2 separate regions of the Homo sapiens genome follow, and region 2 is linked to region 1. Evidence: chromatin loops called from intact Hi-C (ENCODE). Cell type or tissue: heart left ventricle. All regions are shown on one strand. Links, peaks and the distances in the headings refer to the core of each region. The heading gives the core; the rest is flanking DNA.

Region 1 (5,379 bases), core at 266-5,265:
TCTAACTGAGTGGGAAACAAAGTTTTCCAAAAAAAAGTTACGTCGTGTGGCGGGTTTGTGGCAAATCCAGGCCTAGAATTAAGAGATGCAACCAAACATCTGAAACTCGGCCTTCGTATTTATCCTTTACCACTAACATCTTTATATTATGTCATGTCAATGGGAGTATACACACGCCCTTTCAGTGTTTTCAGATACACACTGCGGTAGACAAAGTAAACTACTACAGTTCTCATTCTCTACTTCATAAAGAATTCCAAAATGGAGGAAAAATTCAATAAAGATTGCAAAAACCAGTGTAGGGAAACTGGTGTGTGTGCAGGAGGAGATATTAGTTTAATAGTTTTGCTTTCCACTGCATACTGTTCTAAGATTTTTAGCCCTCTAACTGATCTTCAAGGTAATAATTGTCCACATTTGGCTAAATAATCTCATGTCATCATGAGTGGGTATCAAGTTAATGGTCATCACCACGAATATATAGTTCAGTCTTATATTCAATCCCTTTCATCATCTATAATGTAATTCCATTTTAATAGACTTACGGAAAGATATACAAAAAATATACAACAGTGGCTGCCTCTGAGAAGGATGAAGGCTTGTATGGAGGAGAGGAAAGAGGGCTTAATTTACACTGTATACTCTTCACTGTTGTTTGAAATGTTTACCCTACTTATATATTCATTCATTAAACATTTTCCTCTTGAAATACATACCTATATGCATGTAACTGTATTACTAAATATTTCAACAATTTAATTTTTTCTCTTTTAAATAATTTTTCAGTATCATTCACAAAACCTCCTAGAAAATTTCAGCAAAGAGAAGAAACAACACAGTCACAACACTCAAAGCAGAGTTCCAGGATTTAAAGTCTAAGAACATATATAGATGAATGAGAGGTTTTATTAAGGGGGACTGAGTTCAAAAACCTTTTGTGGGAAAGCTCTTCCCTGTATTTAAACGGCTAGGTTTAAAAATGTGATTTAAGCAGGGATTCCCGCCTCGAGGCGGGGGGAGGCGGAAAAAAACACCTTACGGTGTGAAAAGCAGAAATTAAAATGTGGTTTCTATCCTCTCAGCCGGGGCCAGAGGAGTGGGTGGGGAGGATAAGGACCTTGGAACCGTCACGTTCACCGGAGAAAGGGGCAAGACTGAGGAGTTTCTCCAGGACCCGCAGCCTCGGTTAGAGGCAGCGGCAGTTCCGGGCAAACGAGTCGCGTTCGGGGACGTTCCTTGGACTCATGTAACTGAGAAACCCCACGCACTGAATCTCCACATGGAGTTTCCTCTTAATGGAGCTGGGAAGAGGGACGGCGGGAATGGATTTCCTTTAACGAGTCTCCCTCACCCTCCCCGGCCAGGGCGCACCTCACTCGCTGTCTGCTTGTGTCAGGGTCAGCTGTCAACACAACTCTTTGTGTCTCATTCGGAATAAGAGTGGTCCTCAGCCATGCACAGAAAAATGGACATGCTGGCCGGAAGACACGCGCGCCCGCTCGTGACGAAGTGACATTTGGTGTTGAGGAAAAAAACCCACAGACGCCGAGCGAGCGCCCAGCCACCTCTGGACGTTCTCAACTTTCCCAGGCTGAACTCCATCCATCCTCTCCCCGCCACCTCCGCGGCGCCCTACCTGTCGCCCGCCCGCCTGCCCGGCACCCCCTCACTGCCCCTGGGCTCGGGGAGACGAACCAGGTGCCCCCTCGCCGCCTCCGCCGGGGGACCCCGCGCTACTCGGCGCGCCGCAGCTCCCTCGTCCCACCCCCGGGCCGTCTCGCTCCCGCCACAAAGGCAGCGAGTAGAGCCCGGTGACAGGCCTTCGGCCTCTGGGCGCGGACAGCACGGCCGGGTCCCTTCGGTGGGCGACGCGAGGCGGCAGGGAAGGCAGGCACGGCTCCCAGGTTGGCACTGGCGCTCCCTCGCCACCCGCACGCGCTCCGCTCACACCCCCGCTGAGCTTCCCATCCCTCCGGAAAAGTCCGCTGCGGCGCTTCCCCGCGCGGCCAGGGCGTCCAGCCCGCCAAAGGGCAGCTCCTGCCGGTCACAGGCGAGCTCCCGCGCCCGGTTCGCGACCTCTCACCTCCTGCCCGCGCCCCGGAGTCCCCGCGGCCGCTCACCTGGCCCTAGCGGGGCGCGAGGGCAGAGGACCAGGGGGTGGCCCTCGGCTCGGCCGGGCTGGTCTCCCCACCCCCAGTGCCGTTCCCTGCGCCGCGCTGCGCTCCGCTGCTCCGGCCGCCCGACTCCGAGGTGCTAGCGCCGCCGGCGGCTGGCGTCTCTCTGGCAGGCGCGCGGTCCGCGCGCTCAGTTCCCCGGGGCGGAGCGAGGCGGCGGCCGCCGCAGCCGGAGGCGGATTCCTCAGGTGCTGCCCCTCCCGCCCGCCCTGGCCTCCGCAGCGGGGACCCCCGCGCCCCCTCCCCCCGCCCCGCCTCGCGCCTTCCCGCTGCCTCGGCGTCCGCGAGTGGCTTTTGGGGGTCCCTCGCCCTCTGTGAGGGTGGTGGGCGCGCATTTCTCCCCTACCCCCCTCCAACGACGCCCCCCGCCCAGCCTGTGGAGCCCTCGATGCGCGGTCCTCACGCCTCCATTCCCAAACCCCGCCGCACAGACGAACGCGCAGCCCCGCGGGGGTGTACAGGGGGTCGTGCGGGGGGGGGGTCTTCTGTGAGGGAGGGCTGCACCCCAGTGTGCTGACGCGCGAAGCCAGGAGGAAAAATTATTTCCCCTGGAGCCCGCGTTCATTCAGCCTGCTCTCGCCTCTGCGCAATTGCTTTCTCTGTTCACTGGACGGCGGCTGAAGAGCCCCAAGCGTGAACTCGGCCTGGGCAGTGGTGGCTCGGAAACCCTTGGCCTTTTGCATGAAGGGGGTAGGGTGGGGGCAGGGCGCGGACAAAACCAAACAAACCCGGGAGCTCCGGGCCCAAGCCGACTTTTGCACCTCCCGGAGGAGCACGCCCTCCGGCCCCGGGCCCCGGCTCGTCGGTAGCCTCCCGGGACCACGGGGACGGCTCCACCCCAGGGCAGCCGCGTCCAGCTGGCCCTGGGCCTTGACGGGTGCTGCGGGGAAAAGGTTCTTGAGAGATGCTGCGGCCCGGTAGAGAGATTTAGCTCCACTTTTCACAGCTGGAGGCTTTTGTTATTAGAGATGCGGCTCCATTTTTAAAACTAATTGTTGCCACAGATAGGCGACTACATCTCTGGAAGCAGCAGCTCCATGCTGGATGTGGTGGAAGAATCGAGGTAAGGAAAGGCTGATGTATTTTGAGTGCCTTTAGTGCAGTACAGCCCGGGGGAGCTCCCCGTGTGCGTGGGAGTGGGGAGGCAGCCGCGGCGCCCAGGCCCGGGTGGGTTGGAATCATTGTCAAGTGATAGGTACCATTTAAAGACATTGTCAATTAAACTAGTTCTCATACGATGTCCCAGTACTTTTGTTTGCTTGTCTTGCATTTTTCTTTTTTGCCATATCCGAAATACATTTTTTTCTTTCCTGTCACTTTTGATCCATGCAGAGGGAATGGACTGGAAGTTTGGAATCACCGGAAAATAACAAGGCATAGCTAAGCTGTGACTAGCAAGATAAACGATTTGTTCGAGGTTTGATTGTCCTTTCCCTCCTCCACTCGGAAGACATAGTTGTCTTTTTTTAAATCATGTTTTGTACCGAAATATTTTTATTTTATAATTGAATCCCTGTTGTTGGGCCTTTAAAAACCCATAGAAACATTGTTATGTGCCACGAAGGTGGGAAACACGGCTTTCTCAGTCATTGCTGTACTCCCACAATTCTGGGTCATGCACACAATACAGGTTTAGTAAATAAAATCCGTATGTTTTTGGCCCCACGCGGTGGCTCATGTCTGTAGTCCCAGCGCTTTTAGCCTGGGTGACAGAGACCCTGACTCAAGAGTGTGTGTGTGTGTGTGTGTGTGTGTGTGTGTGCGCGCGCGCGCGCGGGCGGGCTTTAAAATAACTACAACAGAAAGGTGCAGATGATTAGCAATAGCTAAAAGAATCCAAAGTCACTTAGTAAACTCATCATGAGAACTGGCCATACACGTGGAAAAGACAGTGCTGTAGAAACTGAAATTTTAAGTTCACCTGGTGAATATAAACTAAGCTCATAGAAGTTAAAGCAGGTGAGAATCTTTTGAAAAACTCAACCCATCACAAGGTCTGTAGAGTGTGTGGGGGTTGGGCAGAAGCAAAACACCTTCCAATTTAAAGATAAGGACACTGAACAAGGAGCCGCTTTAAAGTAAAACCACCAGTGCAGTTTTCTCTCTTAGTGCAAGGACCATTTGTTGAGTGCCAGGTACACTAGACCCTAGAAATGTGAAAGCAAATCTGGCAGTCACTCAAGGACCATAGTCTAATATTACAGGACTCTGGTATTCATTCTTCATCCATTCAACAGATATTGAGCACCTAATGTGAGTTAGACGGCACAATATATCAGTAGTAGTGGTGATTTGTCAGTAAACAAGGCAAGTCCCTAACAAGGGTAAAAGTGAGAGTAATCTATATATCCTGGTAGATTGAAAAGAGTTCAATGCCATCTTCATTAGATAACAAACTCCCAGCCGGGTACAGTGTCTCACGCCTGTAATCCCAGCCCTTTGGAGGCCAAGGCAGGTGGAACACTTGAGGTCAGGAGTTCGAGACCAGCCTGACCAACATGGTGAAACCCCATCTCTACTAAAAATGCAAAATTAGCTAGGTGTTGGTGGCACACACCTGTATTCTCAGCTACTTGGGAGGCTGAGGCAGGAGAATCGCTTGAATCCTGGAGGCGGAGGTTGGAGTGAGCCAAATTGCGCCATTGCACCCCCAGCCTGGGCAACAAGAACAAAATTCCGACTCAAAAAAAAAAAAAAAGATTTCACACTCCTGTGTCCTGAATTTGTGTTTCTGCCTTGTCTTCCCTTTGGGATTTCTATGTCCCTCAGCATGCCCAGTAGACCTCCATAATTATAAAAGATGATAGGGTTCAGAGTGAACATTCTGAAAAAAGGTCCCATAGTTTTGAATCCTGACTCCAGCCTGGTGACAGAGTGAGACTATGTCTCAAAAAGAAAAAAAAAAAAAGAAGATGCATTAGTGCCTGAAACACTTTTTTTTTTTTTTTTTTTTTTTTTTTTTTTTTTGAGACAGAGTTTTGCTCTTGTTGCCCAGGCTGGAGTGTAGTGGCATGAACTCGGTTCACTGCAACCTCTGCCTCCCAGGTTCAAGCGATTCTCCTGCCTCAGCCTCCTGAGTAGCTGGGATTACAGGTGCCCGCCACCACGCCTGGCTAATTTTTTGTATTTTTAGTAGAGACGGGGTTTCGCCATGTTGGCAGGCTGGTTTCAAACTCCTGACCTCTGGTGATCTGCTCGCCTCAGC
Region 2 (5,379 bases), core at 301-5,300, 120 kb before region 1:
TCTTGACTCTGACACTGATTTTCTTCTTGACCACATTCAGGAAGAAACACAAGATTTAAGGTTGTTTGTCAACTGACAGCCCTTTCTATCAACAACTAAATAAAAAAATCTGTATTCCAGAAACATGACACTTCATGTACCACCCATTTTCCTCGTAAGTTAAAATAAATTCAAATATTACTTTTTAGAGTTAACAAGTTTTGGTGTTTTTAAAGGTTTAATAATAATACCTTGTTTGCAGATTAGGCCAAAAGCTTGTAGAATGATTTTTAAATTAATGTAAGTTCCCGGCTTACCTCTCCCCGTCCACCCTCCCTCACTCCCCACCCGCTACCGCTTTCTGCTCCAAGGAAAGAAAAAGGTGATATTTCAACAGTGCAAAATTCTTCCTGAGAGAGAAACACTAAAATGATAAACATTTTGAAAAGCAAAGTACACTTCAAACTCCAACTGTTCTTTCAGACCTATATTGACTCTTATAGACGTTGCCAACATTTGGTAAGGATTATCCTTCCATTAGACAAAAGCGAGCATTCCTTAGATAAATCAGGAGTTTTTGCCATAAGACTCATAAAACCTTTTCACAACACAGATTTTCAAGAGAATCCTTTAAGGTTTAGGAGGCTGCTCCTTTTACTAAGTAACAAAATACACCCCATGGTGTCTCACTGACCCCACTCAGCTGTCCTTTGACCTCCTCAATTGTTGCAGCCTAACTCCAGGGTCCACAGAATGTGCCTCCCATATCAAAAAGGCTAATGTTGCTTCCTCCTAGCACCTGGTGAAACAAAATGCAACAGTTCTCTTTCTTCTGCCTCCTCCGCTCCCTCTCTGACCATTTTCCAGATGTTCCAGGCCCAAATGTTAAGCCCATCCTGGGTTTCAGTATCTGCGTGGTCACCATGAAGGAACAAACAGGGACCAGGCTGAAGTGGCAATGACCCTCTTGTTCTTTTTGGCCTCAAAAGGATACAACGTGTTATAAAAGAGGAAAAGATCTTTGGCCTCTCTTGGAAATGCCAGGCTATTTAAGCACATTGTAACTTCCAAAAGGAGAGAAACAGTCTTGGGATATGCCCCTTCTGACAGACAGGAGTTACCTAAACAGTAGCCTTAAATTCTCAATTCTAAGCAAGCATCTGATTTTCTTTGATGGGGGTGGGGGGTGGGGAGCATCACCTTTTTCCTTTTCTAAATTAAAAGCCTCCTAAAATAGAAAAAAAAACTTTTATAAAATCTTTAGAACATATATCTCAGGATAGTGTTATATGAGACAAATATATGCAGTCAATAGGGATAATCTGGGTATTTATGCAGAAGCCTATAATCTAGAAGTCTCATTTATTAGACAATTTGAAGCATAAAATCATAATCAACAAAAGGGAATAAAGAACTGAATTCTTATTTTCTTAATTTAGGTATATAGGAAATACAGGGGTTGTTGTAGAGAAAGAACTCTGCAGAAGCTTTCTGGTATGGGGTAAGGGGATGGGGGAGGGGAGAGGAAAGCAGGGAAGGAGAGGAGCTCATGGAAGTATCTTATTCACTTTAAGAAGCAAACATAGTAGTTTTATTTGAATTCTAAATACAACTTCCTAAAACAAATTTGATCTTGAAAAATTGGGGAGGGTCATATATAATTGTACAATACCTTGGTTTATTTATTAACATTTTTGAATCACAGTCATGATTAAGTTGGGCAGTCAACACTTCAGGGAGTCTGTTGCCTAGATTTTAACTTGTTTAAAGCTTTTTGTGCACCTGCAAAAACATAAAAAATAAAAATATATACATAAAGACATGAGTTAATTTCCAAATACATATTCTATAATATAATAATCTAAATATTTATAATTCCATGAAAATCACAGTTAGAAATTATCAAAGTCTCACACTTTCCAACTCCATATACATTATAATGAGCAAATATACAGATACTCCACTTTTCTCAATAGTCTCAAAATAATTACTCCTAATTATATATACTCAAAGATAATTTCTGTTGTTCTTATGATTTCCCCCACTAAAAGTAAGTTGAATAAGTCTGTCAAGTCTGCATTTATGGCAGATGTTACCATAATATCAAAAGCCAACAGACTACTTTTAGGAATGAAATTAGTGGAAGGTAATTTTCTTATCTAAGGAATTTAGGAGTAATAATCCCTGATACCCGGCCCAAATTTATCTACTCAAAGAACTATCAAAAACGTAAAACATAATTACTATTGATTGAAAATTTTCCAGTAAGAAAGCCTGCAAAAAGAACAAGAGCTATTGTTTCTTACCCTTCTGAGTAATGTATTCCTAGAAGATATTAAACTAAATAATTATAATTGCATATAATTGGTTGAAAAGTATAGTATGCATGTTCATCTCTCCTCTAAATAGATTATGGTCAATATAAACTACTGCATGGGAAAATAGGAAATATAGTTGTAAAACATAAAGTGAAATGAAAACTACTTGTCATTGATTTTTATAGATAACATAGAAGCATTTCTAGTCCTTTGTTACTTTGTTTAAAAAGAAAACAAAAGAGGATTTTCCTAAGAAACTAACTTCAATATAAATATCTATATAACTAAAATATTTGAAGTAAAATTAATTTATGTTGTCTAAAAATGGTTTTTTTCATTTTACTTTTCTCTTATGCCGACTTGAAAGAAAAAAAATTTTAGATTTTTCGAATAAAAATATTTATCTTACCTCTTACTGTCAGAAGAATGTCTTCAGGCAAAATAATAATTAAAAATGGAAGGTCTAGGTTTTCAAACTCACATATATCCCACCCGCCCACACATAAATAGACATCTTTTCCTAAGTCAGCAGGAGCCTTGCTACCTACATCCAAACCCAAGATTACCCCATATGGTCAACAAGGTCAAACTGCATTACTGCCAATGAAACTATATTACTCCACAAGGACCCTAATGATTAAAAAAAAAAAAAAAGTCAGTAATCTAATTCCAATAGCTTCAGAGTCTAAAATTGCTAATTTTTGGCCACGTGCTGCACACTTCACCTGTTAGTAATGACATTTTTGTATTTTCTTCTAATTACACTCAAAGCTAAGACCTTTGGCCCTGGGCCACAGACCCCTATTCAGGCTGCACACATTCTCTTAAACGACCTGATCCTTTGTTGTCACTCTTACTCTTTCATCTATTATTTACATCCATAGAGAAGGAAGATACTCAACCATTTGTATAGCTTAAAGCTTCTAATCATCTTAATTTCTTTGCCTTTCAACCTATGGTCTTTTTAATAGACAAATGCCAAGAAGTTTGACAAAATCATTTTTTTTTTTTGCAATCATATTGCCCCCTCTTCTCCTTTCTTACTCCCTGGCCAACCTCCTTCCTGTTCCTTGTCTTTCACAGGAGGGACTTTGTATTAGCCAGGATTTATAAATTTTGACCTTCACCAACAAAATAAATTTCTAAATACAATACAAATCTCCAACTTGTTCTGACAGATCAATAACAATTATATTTCTTTTTTTGACCAAAGAGCCCCTTAAGTTGAAGGTTACTGAAAATAACTTAAAATCTGTCCCCAGCCTCCCAAAAGCCTGAGCACTGAATTTTCAGAATTCCTCTACAAAAGTGCCAAAAAGCATTTAGTAAACAATAAGAATATTAGTTATGTGGCCAAAACTTTTCATTTTAATGTCTATGCTTGCTCACTTGTTTACAAAAAGAAAATTTAGAAAAAAAGAGGAAGGAAAGAAAAAAAGAAAAAACAAAAATTTTAAGGTTAGATTTCTAATTTAATCTTTAAAACATTTAAAAGACTACTAATTCTCCAAACAGCAAAATCCTCACATAATATATTCTGTATCATTATGATTATTTCCCAATACTTTATCAAGATTAAAAAATATATATTCAAACACATTTTGCAAATCCAAAGCATGGAATTGTTTACCATGATGCAGATGTCTCCCTCAGATCACGAAAGCCACCAAAAGATTCTGATTTCCAAGATGTTTATAAAATGACATCTGATCCATCTTTGCTCTCTTCCTCTATTGCTCAGCTTACTCTTGATTTCTAACAGTGTTTCCTTGTTGTCTGTCCCCTCTGCAGACCCTGAAACCCCTTGATTTTCTTATTTTCACCATTTGCTTCAACCAGCAGTTCACTGGAGACCCATCCATCTTGTAATGCCTAAAGTGACAGATGCTCTCAGAAACGACCACACTGCTGAGTGAACAAAAGATAACATCACCTCCAGGAACTCCAGAGAGAAATACAACTGCAAGCTTAAGACAGGGGCTGACTTGACAGACATTGGACCATAAACCTCTTCTAAGCAAAAAAGAAAACAATTGCCACACACACAAAAAAAATCTGACACAATCAAAGGCAGAAAAGAGTGATTATTTGTGGATTGCCTTTTCACTCTGTAACTCACTTTTCCCCACCCAATGCTTTTATATCGGGGCAATTCACTCACCAATAGGCAGGAGGAGTTCTTGTGTGTGTGGGGGGGGGGGGGCGGGGGGGAGGCGGAGTGGGGGCAGGGGGAGCCTTTCTCAAGTATCTTCTTTTATTCATCAATATTCAAAGTGAAATTCATTCACAAGTGTTTCAGGAAATCTAAGTCTACCATACAGCATTCTTAAGCCTGACTCTTAATATCTGGACTCAGAAATGCTGACTCAATTCTACTGCGGTGAAAGGCACATGCATGCTTTGCAAATTAAAAACACATTAGAAATTAAAAAGCAACCTGTGACAATGTCAACAATATGTGCAGCACATTTGAAAAAGCCAACCATTCATCAGACAACCTCCAACTTGGGTTAAAAAGACATTTTACAAGAGGATTCTGGGAAGGGCTGCACAGCTCTTTTCTAACAAAGGAAAGGTCATATTAACATCTCCCAGCAACAAACTAATGACAGGGAAGCTGTAGATGCAGGAGACTCTGCTTGATGCCATCTAGGTTCTAGGACTTTCGTTGTGACTGTTGTTTAAAACATCTTATTTAAAACTATCAGACAGAATAGGAAGTAAATATAACTCTAACATTCAGACAAATACAGTGAAGGGGAAATTTCGAAGAACATAAAAACAAAAACTAACCTGGAGGTCAATTAAGAACATCATGTGGTCAATGCCAATTATGGAGATTAACAACCCGTTTTTAGAATAGATATCGAGCAACACAGGAAAACCTCTGTTGGAGCTAAATACATTATTCTTCTCAAAAAGGGCAAATGATACAAATATTTATGTTACATCTAAAGAAAAGAGCCAAAATGCTTAAGAAAATTTCCATTGACAATATTTCTAAGAAGAAATCTAAATACTTATAATGGCATTTCTTTAATAAAAATATTTTTTTCTCTAAAATGTTTGCACACAAAGTCTT

Evidence for each region. A loop is a pair of places that touch in the nucleus more often than their neighbours do. Peaks named below come from ENCODE experiments on the same cell type or tissue, not always from the same donor. Only the 100,000 strongest peaks of a DNase experiment are listed, where the experiment ranks them.
Region 2: a loop joins it to region 1, with 3 times the contacts of the local background. A loop is called at or near these places in 10 of 110 quality-filtered maps.

What each region holds. Positions count from the first base shown.
Region 1 is chr18:21,239,135-21,244,513 of GRCh38, reverse strand. It overlaps GREB1L (GREB1 like retinoic acid receptor coactivator), which reads right to left and starts at 2,282. Exons shown (of 33, transcript NM_001142966.3): 1 at 2,121-2,282. GREB1L-DT (GREB1L divergent transcript) reads left to right here and starts at 1,786. Exons shown (of 3, transcript NR_183513.1): 1 at 1,786-1,904; 2 at 3,179-3,237; 3 at 3,507-3,839. In heart left ventricle, for the core only: a CTCF peak has its summit at 2,265; DNase peaks (open chromatin) are centred at 1,622, 2,243 and 2,918; H3K4me3 peaks cover 2,598 bases; H3K27ac peaks cover 2,048 bases; H3K27me3 peaks cover 4,432 bases.
Region 2 is chr18:21,362,409-21,367,787 of GRCh38, reverse strand. GREB1L (GREB1 like retinoic acid receptor coactivator) reads right to left here. Exons shown (of 33, transcript NM_001142966.3): 2 at 1,652-1,761. Among named protein-coding and RNA genes, the nearest start is that of GREB1L-AS1, 86 kb to the left of the region's middle. In heart left ventricle, for the core only: no CTCF peak of the experiment used is centred there; no DNase peak of the experiment used is centred there.